Regions from separate parts of the Homo sapiens genome. Here region 2 is linked to region 1. The links are chromatin contacts, found by Hi-C or POLR2A ChIA-PET in ENCODE. All regions are on one chromosome and are shown on one strand. Each heading gives the region's core, a stretch centred on a gene start or an enhancer-like site at or near the end of the contact. The rest is flanking DNA. Distances are from core to core; before and after follow the strand shown.

What was found. A loop is a pair of places that touch in the nucleus more often than their neighbours do. ChIA-PET counts read pairs that join two places held with the same protein, here RNA polymerase II (POLR2A). Pooled maps may share reads with other maps.
Region 2: a map with no recorded cell type shows a loop between it and region 1 (13-fold over the local background). The contact joins two enhancer-like sites. A Hi-C loop is called at or near these places in 1 of 168 maps with a recorded cell type or tissue (CD8-positive, alpha-beta T cell), 2 of 37 single-sample maps with no recorded cell type and 9 of 50 pooled maps. POLR2A ChIA-PET finds 5 or more read pairs at or near these places in 2 of 52 experiments (GM12878 and activated T-cell).

Annotation. Positions count from the first base shown.
Region 1 is chr2:233,083,647-233,088,644 of GRCh38, reverse strand. The region is part of intron 2 of INPP5D (inositol polyphosphate-5-phosphatase D); the gene reads right to left. Among named protein-coding and RNA genes, the nearest start is that of INPP5D, 26 kb to the right of the region's middle. RefSeq lists an enhancer at 3,772-3,821 and a silencer at 3,812-4,106. Within about 2 kb of position 1,529, at least 11 of the 41 ENCODE cell types and tissues checked have a DNase peak (open chromatin) inside an H3K27ac peak, as active enhancers do; they include CD8-positive, alpha-beta T cell and GM12878, where a contact is called at or near this core.
Region 2 is chr2:237,697,009-237,702,560 of GRCh38, reverse strand. All of the region lies in intron 1 of LRRFIP1 (LRR binding FLII interacting protein 1), which reads right to left. Among named protein-coding and RNA genes, the nearest start is that of LRRFIP1, 72 kb to the right of the region's middle. RefSeq lists enhancers at 2,052-2,101, 2,112-2,161, 5,268-5,477 and a silencer at 4,155-4,204. Within about 2 kb of position 1,725, at least 31 of the 41 ENCODE cell types and tissues checked have a DNase peak (open chromatin) inside an H3K27ac peak, as active enhancers do; they include CD8-positive, alpha-beta T cell and GM12878, where a contact is called at or near this core.

The DNA of each region.
Region 1 (4,998 bases), core at 280-2,779:
ATGAGCTGCATGTTTACATAAACCATCTCTTTTAGTCCTCAAAATCTCCACAGGAGAGAAGTACTGCTGGCCTCCCACTGTTTCTGAGGAGGAAACAGAAGCTTGAGAGAAGAAACTGCTTCCCCGAGGGAACTAGGACATTACACCACCCTGAAGACCCGAGGAAGAGCCTTCTCTGGAAATGTGGCTGCTGGAACTTGTCTCGGGACATCTCGGGAAGCATCGGCAGCCTCACGTGGACGTCAAAAGGCAAGGCCTTTATGACCCAGGAGTGAAAATCCCAGGAAGAGGAGAAAGATGAACAGACAACAGGGCCAGTGAAACATGAAGATCAGCCAGGCAAGGCAGGCTTGCAACAAAATGAGAACCTTGGCGGGGCTGGTGGCTCATGCCTGTAATCCCAGCACTTTGGGAGGCTGAGGCGGGCAGATCACAAGGTCAGAAGTTTGAGACCAGCCTGGCCAACATGATGAAACTCCGTCTCTACTAAAAATACAAAAAATTAGTCGGGGGTGGTGGTGCATGGCTGTAATCCCAGCTACTTGGAAGGCTGAGGCAGGAGAATCGCTTGAATCCAGGAGGCAGAGTTTGCAGTGAGCCGAGATCTTGCCATTGCACTCCAGCATGGGGGCTAGAGCGAGACACTGTCTCAAGAAAAAAAAAATGAGGAGCTCAATTCAATGCTGAAATGAGGATCCACTTTGGAGGGAGCTACAGCAGAACTGAGTCCAGAAAAGAGAACCCGTCTCGAATGCAGAGGAAGTTGACCAAGGCATGAAAAGCAAGTCAATAGATAACGGCGGATCCTGTGGAGGACAAATTTAAGATTGATGACTACAGCAAGGGTGAGATAAATCATAATTTTAAGTGAAACCTGTAGCACTTTCTATCTTCTTAATGGTGGCAGAAGAGTTAATTCATTCAATAAGTATTTATCAAGCACTCACTACATGCTAGGAATAGTTCTAGTATAGATGATAAATAAGTCAATATAAAAATGTATATTTTCAAATACCTCAGGGCTGGGCATGGTGGCTCACACCTGTAATCCCAGCACTTTGGGAGGCTGAGGCGGGCAGATCACAAGGTCAAGAGGTCGAGACCATCCTGGGCAACATGGTGAAACCCTGTCTCTACTAAAAACACAAAAATTAGCTGGGTGTGGTGGCATGTGCCTGTAGTCCCAGCTACTCGGGAGGCTGAGGCAGGAGAATCACTTCAACCCGGGAGGCAGGGGTTGCAGTGAGCTGAGCCGAGATTGTGCCACTGCACTCCAGCCTGGTGACAGAGTGAGACTCCGTCTCAAAAAAATAAATAAATAAATAAATATAATATAAAATCAGGTAGTCACAAGTGCCACAAAGAAAAGAAAGGAGGGTAAGGGGTTAAAGAGCAACAGGTGAAGGGTGGGGTGACTATTTTTCTGGGGTGATCAAGTGAGGCCTCTCAGAAAGACTTTCTTCTATTTGGCAAACCCGAAGTGGCCTCTTGCAAATCTGACAGACACAATTAGACCCGGAAGCTGATCTCGAAGGGCAAAGTCAAGATGAGAAGCGAAACCATCCTGCAATAAGCAAGAAATCATGCCTCCCCAGTGCACAGACATTGTTAAAATACTGATTGATTTTTGTGCTTTTTCTGGTCAGGGTTAGAGAAAGAGATGTTGAGCCCAAGGATGTCTGACAGGAACATAAGTCATTAGGAATGTCTGGGACAGGGCTGGAGCAGGTCCCAGAAACACGACACAGGCTAAGGAGAAGGAAGACCCAGAGACTGTGTTGTCAGACCGTGGCTCATGGGCATTTGGTGCAGTGAAACTCGATATTCAATTTGAAATTTTCACTTTTCTGCTTTGAAATTCCCCTGGGATAGTTTAAACCTTTGTAAGTTAGGACACTTTTAGCTGTTAGAAAACCCTAACTCAACTAACTTGAGCAAAAAGAAATTAATTAACTCACAAAACAGAAAATCTAGAGGAGGGCAGATCCCAGGTTGCTTCATTCTGTTCAGCAAATTCAAGGGCATCATCCAGGACCCAGGTTCACTTCTCCTTTCCGTGTGTTGGCCTCACTCGCCAGCTACCTCTCCTCATGGTTACAAGGCAGCAGCAGAGACCCAGCTATCACATCCTATGGCAGCTTCCAAAGGTAGGAAAGAGGCTATCTTGGCTGGGTGCGGTGGCTCACACCTGTAATCCCAGCACTTTGGGAGGCCAAGGCGAGCAGATTACCTGAGGTCAGGAGTTCGAGACCAGCCTGACCAACATAGTGAAGTCCCATCTCTTCTAAAAATACAAAAATTAGCCCGGCATGGTGGCAGGTGCCTGTAATCCCAGCTACTTGGGAGGCTGAGGCAGGAGAATCACTTGAACCCAGGAGGCGGAGGTTGTGGTGAGCCGAGATCATGCCATTGCCCTCCACCCTGGGCAACAAGAGCGAAACTCTGTCTCAAAAAGGAAAGAAAGAAAGAAAGAAAGAAAGAAAGAAAGAAAGAAAGAAAGAAAGAAAGAAAGAAAGAAAGAAAGAGGCTATCTTATCCCTATGTCTGTTTTTAAGACAAACAGACCTTTACTAGAAGCCCACAAAGCCCTTCTCTTCACATCTCATTGGTTACACTTGCATCCCATTCCCCAGTCTAAACTTATCGGCTACATGGTGCATGTTGATGTTAGTTCTAGACCGCTTTGGGTAACAAAGACAGGAAACAGGCCCATGATCTGGGGCAAGGTGAACCAGAAGGCTCTGGAACATGGAGAAACAAGGACAAAATGGCTAGTGGGGATGGGGAGAAAATAAAGACAGTCATTTGGAGGTAGAGATGACAAATGGCATGGATACTCTTTCCAGAATTCTCTGACAGACTGGGGAAGGGATTAGGGATCTTGCAGCCACACAAGAGGGAGGGGCTGCTCAGTCACAAAGGCATGTGTACCCCAGGGGGCTAGAAAACGGGGGGAGGCTTGGCTTTCTCAGGGGATTAGAAGAAAGATGCCAGAAGAGCTGGAATAAAAACTTACTCAAAGACCTAACAGAAGAAAGGTCTTTTGTGTCAAAGAACAGAGTTTGCAAAGTGAACAAGCCGAACACATTGCAGGTACTATCAATGAAAGGAAAATGACAACACTGGAAAAGAATTCCCACCGGCTTCAAAGTAGAAAAAAAGAAAAAAATGGGTCGCCTCTATAGGAACCAGCACAAGTTTGGCCTTGGATTTTGTACTCGGAACTATTCATAACGCTACATTCTTTTTTTTTTTTTTCTTTGAGACAGTCTTGCTCTGTCACCCAGCTGGAGTGCAGTGGTGAGACCTCAGCTCGCTGCAGCCTCTGCCTCTCAGGTTCAAGCGATCCTCCCACCTCAGCCTCCGGAGTAGCTGTGACTACGGGCATGCACCACCACACCCGACTAAGTTTTGCATTTTTAGTAGAGACGGGGTTTCACCATGTTGCCCAGGCTAGTCCCAAACTCCTGACCTCAGGTGATCCACCTGCCTCAGCCTCCCAAAGTGCTGGGATTACAGGAGTGAGCCACTGCACCCAGCCTGTAACACTACATTCTTGAAGGTAGTGCTGTACCTTTTACAGGATTTTGAGCGAACAGTTGGTTCCAAGAATTTTATATCTATCAAATTACTCTTGAATGTGTAGACAACTAAAGATGTTTTGAGATATTCAGAGGCTTGGAAAATAGATCTGTCCATATTCTGCAGTAGACAGAAAAACCAATTCAAAATGCAGGCTTCTAGAAGGTGAGTGTCAGAGCATAAAGGAACCCCTCCACCAGCACGGACCCCCTTGGGGCCCATTGTCCTTGGCATGGCTGTGGAGCCCACACAGGGCAGCCCTGGCCGTGCTAGGCTTCTATGCCCTGAACCTTTTCTGTGCCCCTTGTTGTGCAACTTCAGGAAGTGTGTTAGAGCCACATCCTTTGCCCGGCGGCTCAGACGGAATCTTTACTTCACTCAGTGACCACTCAGAACAATAACAGCTGCCACTCGCTTCCTGAGCTTAATAACAATGGCTCAACCGTTCACCTCCCGGATGCTTGTGACGGAACAGCTTTTAGAAAGTTGTTTTGTTTTCCCTCTCCAAAAGCCATGTCGCCCGGAGATACGTGACAGCCACCGTCAGGGACCAGGGACTTGAGTCACAAGTGTCTCTTCTTTAGAACTCACCGGAATGGCTCAGACCACTGGATTTTTTCTTCCAAATCGGGAAAGAATAATGAAAGGGTCTATGAGATAGATATTTTCTAACTCTTCATCTAAACTTGCATGAAAACCTGGGAGTGTGGCTGGGCATGGTGGCTCACGCCTGTAATCCCAACACTTTGGGAGGCTGAGGCGGGTGGATCACTTGAGCCCAGGCGTTTGAGACCAGCCTGGGCAACATAGTGAAACCCTATCTCTACAGAAAAATACAAAATTTAGCTGGGCATAGTGGTGCACACCTGTAATCTCAGCTACTCAGGAGACTGAGGTGGGAGAATTGCTTGAGCCTGGGAGCAGAGGTTGCAGTGAGCCGAGGTCGCGCCACTGCACTCCAGCCTGGTCTACAGAACAAGACCCTGTCTCAAAAACAAAACAAAACAAAACAGAAAAACACCTGGGGGTGCTCCCATCTTGACTGAAACAATCAATATCCTAGATACAATCTCAACCTCAAGAAAAGACAGGAAGTTCACAGAGAACATTGATGTGATAGGGGATTATGGGTAGTTCTAATTTTCTGCTTTATTCCTCTCGGTGGGAAGGATGTTAGAAAGGACGCAAGGGCCAAAAGGTTGTAGGGTGGAGCCGAAGGGCCTCTTTTGCTTCAACTGTGGCCCTAGGTTTGAGACAGCCATTTATGCGACACGTCTGAGGCCACTCCAGGCCTCCCTGGCCACCCTGGAGCTGGCCCATGAGGGCGGCTTGCAGGACCTCAGACTCTTCCTTACTTTCCCAAAGAGGGGCCATTTCAAAGGCAGCAGCAGCCTCCCAGCTCAGTCTGCAGCGAGC
Region 2 (5,552 bases), core at 476-2,975, 4.6 Mb before region 1:
CCTCTCTCAGTTCCTGCTGCTGCCCGCGGGGTTAGGATGGAGCAGAGGGAGGAGCTCCTCTGACAAGATCCAGGCTCCCTGGCTTCTCAGGAATGCCCACAATGGTTGGTCCAGAACCATTCCTGTTCAGAACACACAGCCTGGCCCTTTCCCTGGGATCCCACCCATCCTGGCCAGGGACCCCACAGACAGAGTTTTACAGGAACTAGGTCTTACAGCAAGATACTCTTTGAGGGTGGGGATGGCTGGGAAAAAAAGATTCCATTTACTATCAAAGTTGCCTCCTTGTCCTAATCCTAGAAAGCCGAACCACGACTCGAGTTCTATTGTTGCGTCTTATTTTACCATATGTGAATATGACAGCCCTCTGATAGGGAGGTGGTGTGTACGGTGATAAGAGATCTAAAAATACACGAGGAAGCACAAGTATGACCCCCAGGGCCTCCGAAACAAATGGCTAAAAAGACAGCCAGGCTCTCCCAGCCACATTAATGCCAGCCCCACAGCCTGCTGTGGAGCCCAAGTCTATGGGGGCACCTCCCTGGGAGCCCCATCTGCCAGGCACCCAGCCCACAGGCCAGCTGGGGAGATAGGCACCAAAGTGACCCTTCTCCCCCTGCAGGGTCTTTTCTGGGCTGCATGGACCCATGCGTGACATCTCGGGAGCCAGGCTGGAGAGGCCTGCAGAAGACTGCGTGAAGAAGTCACCATCCCCATCCCGAGCCACAGATAAAAGCACATGTTAGGAGGTGCTTTGCAAAGGGACCCCACGGCATGCAGAGGGCCCTGAGGGGCTCTAGTTCTAGACAGAACCACACAGCAGAAACGGCTTCTACCGGGGCAGGGCACACAGGGCAGTGAGGTAAACAGTCTAACCCATGCCTGTTCTTCCAGGGCTCCCCATGGGCCTCCCGCTCAGAGCCCCAGAGATTCCCAGCTATAAGAAGACAGTCACCCAAAGATAATGGCCGTCCCTTCTTCCGGGTCAGGGAACTCAGGGACAGCCCGGCTCAGGCTGGGGGCTCAGGCCAAGGAGAACCAGAGAGAGAAGAAGTTATTGACCAGGACACAAGGAGAAACCCCAGCGGAGCGCAGAGTGGAGAGCCCTCCCGCACGCCCTCCTGGCCTAGCCCACATGTGCTTCCATCCTCGCATGGCCTCAGCCTGCGCTGGAGGTGTTGTAGGCAGTGGGAGTACTGCCTAAGGGTGGGGACAGCCCAACACCCTGAACCCCAATTCCAGTGACGTCTGGGGCTCTAGCAGCTCTAATGGCATTTGTATCCTTCTTGTGGCTCCTACCAGAAGATCATCATGTGGTCTCCTCAAAGAACAGAAACACAACCAACACTGGTGGGGCAGGGGCCCTGACTGCTGGCAAAGGGACAGCAGGTGCTGCGGGAGGCTCGCTGGGCAGCTTGCTTCAAAAGCCCCACACTCCTTCAGGGGATCCTGGCACTGCTCATACATTTCCTGAGCATTGAAGCTTTTCTGGGATTCCAGCCTAGTGTAGAATTACAGATCCCAGGGCCTCTCACCCTACAGTCACAGGAAATGTTCTTACTCTGCTTTTAAACTCTGTGGTGATACCCTAGGGGTCCAGAATTCTACACAGAAGCTGGAAGGGGTTTATGAGCCACAACTTTAGGGCAGGCAGTTCCTGAGAAATACTCTGACGTCACTCCTTCCACCCAGGCTGAGAAGGCCCTGCAGCCTGGAAAGCACCGCATGTGAACCAGAGGCGGCTCCCACCTCCCCCCGCAGAGCCCAGGGGAGACCCAGGGCATACAGCTCATGTGCAGATTCGTGGCTGCCATGCCCGCCGTTTGCCAGGAGCCTGTTAGCGCATATTAGGGACACCCAGTGGGCCAATGGACAGAGGACTGGACCATGAACAGCAGCTCTCCTCAGATGTCAGATGGAAATGACGCCCCACGGGGCTGTTCAGGGAGAGAAGCCGTTTGCCAGCTGTAAAGCACTCTGCAAACAGGAGGAAGTTCTCCTATTAATTACACACATTCATTTTCGCCTCCAGGTTTTAGCGTCAAGCAGAGAAGTGAAAAAGCAGCAGCATTATTTTTCTAGGCCCCATGATACATCACCAGTCTAGTTTATAACCTTTTTGGAAAAGTGTTAAGGATGTAATTCAAGTTCACTCACGTGAATGTGACAGGAATATGATGCAGCCGAAGCCTGAAGTGGCCACAAAGGCCAGTTTGTTCACAGACAAGCAGGGGCCTCGGTCCTTGTGCGATTCTTCCCCTGAGCTAAGAAGGAATCAAGCTCCTGGAGGGGCCGTGGTGTACCCAGGCTGTGACACGGGATCCCTTTCCTGAGCCACTTTGCTATAGGAAGTAGCCACAGCCACCAACTTTTGTTTTCTCTGCAAACCCCCCAACCCTCAGATGCAGTGGCCTCTAAAGTTTGCTATTCACAGCAACCAAGTGGGCCGGGTGATGTTCTCCTGCACAGACGTGGACAAGAACGGACGGCACAAGGCTAGCACCTCCGCAACGCAAGGGAGGCTCACCTCGGTTCCGTGTACCCACCACCCCATGTCCCCCAGAGGCGATGTGCACTGTATCTCAGTTCCAAAAGAAATGCTCATGTGGGCAATCTCACGAAGTCCCCCAGGAACCACAAAGAGCCTTCCCTACGGCCATGACTGTGAGAACGATCGTTACCAGGCACAGGGCACTCTGGGGTGGCAGCTGGCAGTGGCGGAAGTGTTGACTTAGAGGGCATTTTGGAAATGTTGGGGGGACTGGGATGTCAAAAAGATTGGGAAGAAGCTAAGGGTATTGGGGCGGGGGGGCAGGGCCAGGTCGGCCAACCATCCCGCATTCAGACACGCCTGCGATGGGAAGAACTTTTCCCTTGACTGCTCAGGAAGATAGAAAAACCACTGTTTTGGCCGGGTGCGGTGGCTCACGCCTGTAATCCCAGCACTTTGGGAGGCCGAGGCAGGCGGATCATCTGAGGTCAGGAGTTCAAGACCAGTCTGACCAACATAGTGAAATCCCATCTCTACTAAAAATACAAAATTAGCCGGGCATGGTGGCGCATGCCTATAATCCCAGCTACTCAGGAGGCTGAGGCAGGAGAATCACTTGAACCCGGGAGGCGGAGGTTGTAGTGAGCCGAGATCTCACCATTGCACTCCAGCCTGGGCGACAGAGCGAAATTCCATCTCAAAAAAAAAGAAAAAAAAAAAAAAGAAAAGAAAAACCACTATTTTTAATTTTTGGATTTACAAACTGATTGCAACTTACATATAAACTCAAAATATGTTTTACACAGTTCAAATATACATGAACTATTCCAGGAATGCAATCGACATGGAAATTGAAGGAAGATGATGATACTTGGCTTTGTTCAGAACTTTCCTGAGAGTTAGTCAACTTTGTAGAATGTCACGTCATAGACAGCAACATGAGGGGTGGTGTGTGGGTCTCAGTGCAACACACCTGTGTCAGCCTCCCTGTGACGCCAGGCACAGGTGTGTGCAGGTCTCATCACTGCATTCAACTGCTGGTGTACTTGGTCTTGAGTATTTCTATATCAAAATTCTTATTATGTTACTATAAACTACCTGTATTTTATTTTTTAAGGAAATGTTATATTGACTCGAAATTATGTGCGCTGGTTGACTTTCTCACCTATGCATTTCATTTCAGGCTAGTAAGGAAGTTAAGGAACTTGTAAAAAGACAGGGTTGAGAACCACAGCTTCAGAACTCCAGTGTGGATCTCTCGTCTCTCCATCACACTGTATGAACCAGCCCCGGCACAATTCAGAGCACAGGTCTGGGTGCCTGGTGCTCAGGCCATCATGAAGATTTGGATGGCATAAAGTTAGAGATCAAAGCCTAACTGATTACTTAAAACACTATGTTTCCATCAAAATTAACTCAGACAAATTATGGAGTAGACTGAAATTACCATGAAAGTTTACGGTAAGACGGCCACCTTCAAAGAAGGCTTTAGCTTACAAGGCTGCTCCTGGCCGGGCCCACAGGCCCCAGGAGCCAGCACACTGTCCTCTGCACTCGGGGGACCTGGCAGACAAGTCCAAGAAATGCTGGGTGCCGACTGCTTCTCTCAGCTATGGCTGCACTGTTCTCAGTAAAGGTCTGAGTTTATGCAGGTGCAGACTGTCAAGAAAGGAGTCTGAAGACCCAGCCACAGCCTCCAGCTTGGGCTCTGTCACCTACAGTTATGTGAGCCTGGATAAGTTACTCGGTTTTTGAACCCCAGCCCTCATTAAAGAAGTAGGAGGGGACGTAATCTTTAAGAGCTTCCTTCCCCTCTGAAATTCTTTGGGTTCATGCCAGAGGTGAATTATTTGTACACTGAGATTGTCCACAGACTGTGTCTGTTTTGCTACTGGAAATCTCCAGGCTTTGCTTTTCAGAATAATAAGCTTCTTTAAAGTCCTTCGCATCCTAAAATAGCAAACGTATTAATCGGGAACAAAATGATTGATGTTACTTTATTGATGACTCACACATTGACCTATTCAAACCTCACAACACAATCTTGGGCTTAGCAGCTACTCCCACTGGCGCTAAGAAATAAATACGCTATACAGTATCTTCCATGCAAGTGAACTTCTACTCTTGCTGTTAATACATTTCTTGCTTTTCCTGAGATGAATGAATCTTCATATTTCCTTCAATTGCCTCAACATGATGGAAATACAAGAACCATGACTACCACTAACAGAGACGTGCGGGACTGAGAGGCGAGGGCGGCTGGGCCTCCCCTGTGCCGTTTCCTCTCCAGGTGACAGGTTTCCCTCCAGGCAGCACGTCTGGGCTCCACTCCCTTCACCTTTGCCTGCTCTGCTCAAGACTGTCCTACAAACCCCAGACCTCTAGGGTTTCACAAAAACATTTAAATTGTTTCCTCTGAGAAGAAGGCTGAAAGCTCCACCAGCACCAGGGCAGCACACAGCAACTGACAATCTTTCCTATATTCAGTGGATATTCCCTGGAACCAGCTATAAAAGAAACAGCAGCTGTCATGTTTATCCTCCATGAACTTATCTACTTGGATGAGGTAGGGGAGGAGTTACATCATACCCAGAAAAATAAAAAGGCTTAAATCACAGCAGCTCTCAGGTGTATGCCGACATAAGCAGTAGTTAACATTTTAGCATGGTACAAAAATAGCAAAACAAGTTTCACAGCTATTTCATTTCTACCATTATTTTCCTTATGTAGAAAAGTAAAGCTCATTGGGCCGGGTGTGGTGGCTCATGCCTGTAATCCCAGCACTTTGGGAGGCCGAGATGGGAGGATCACTTGAGGTCAGGAGTTTGAGACCACCCCGGCCAATGTGGTGAAACCCCATCTCTACTAAAAATACAAAAATTAGCCGGGTGAGGTGGCAGGCACCTGTAGTCCCAGCTGCTTCAGAGGTCTGAGGCAGGAGAATCGGTTGCACCTGGGAAACGGAGGTTGCAGTGAGCTGAGATTGTGCCATTGCATTCCAGCCTGGGCAATCAAGCACGACTGTCTCAATAAAAAAAAAGAAGGAAAGTAAGTTCGTTCT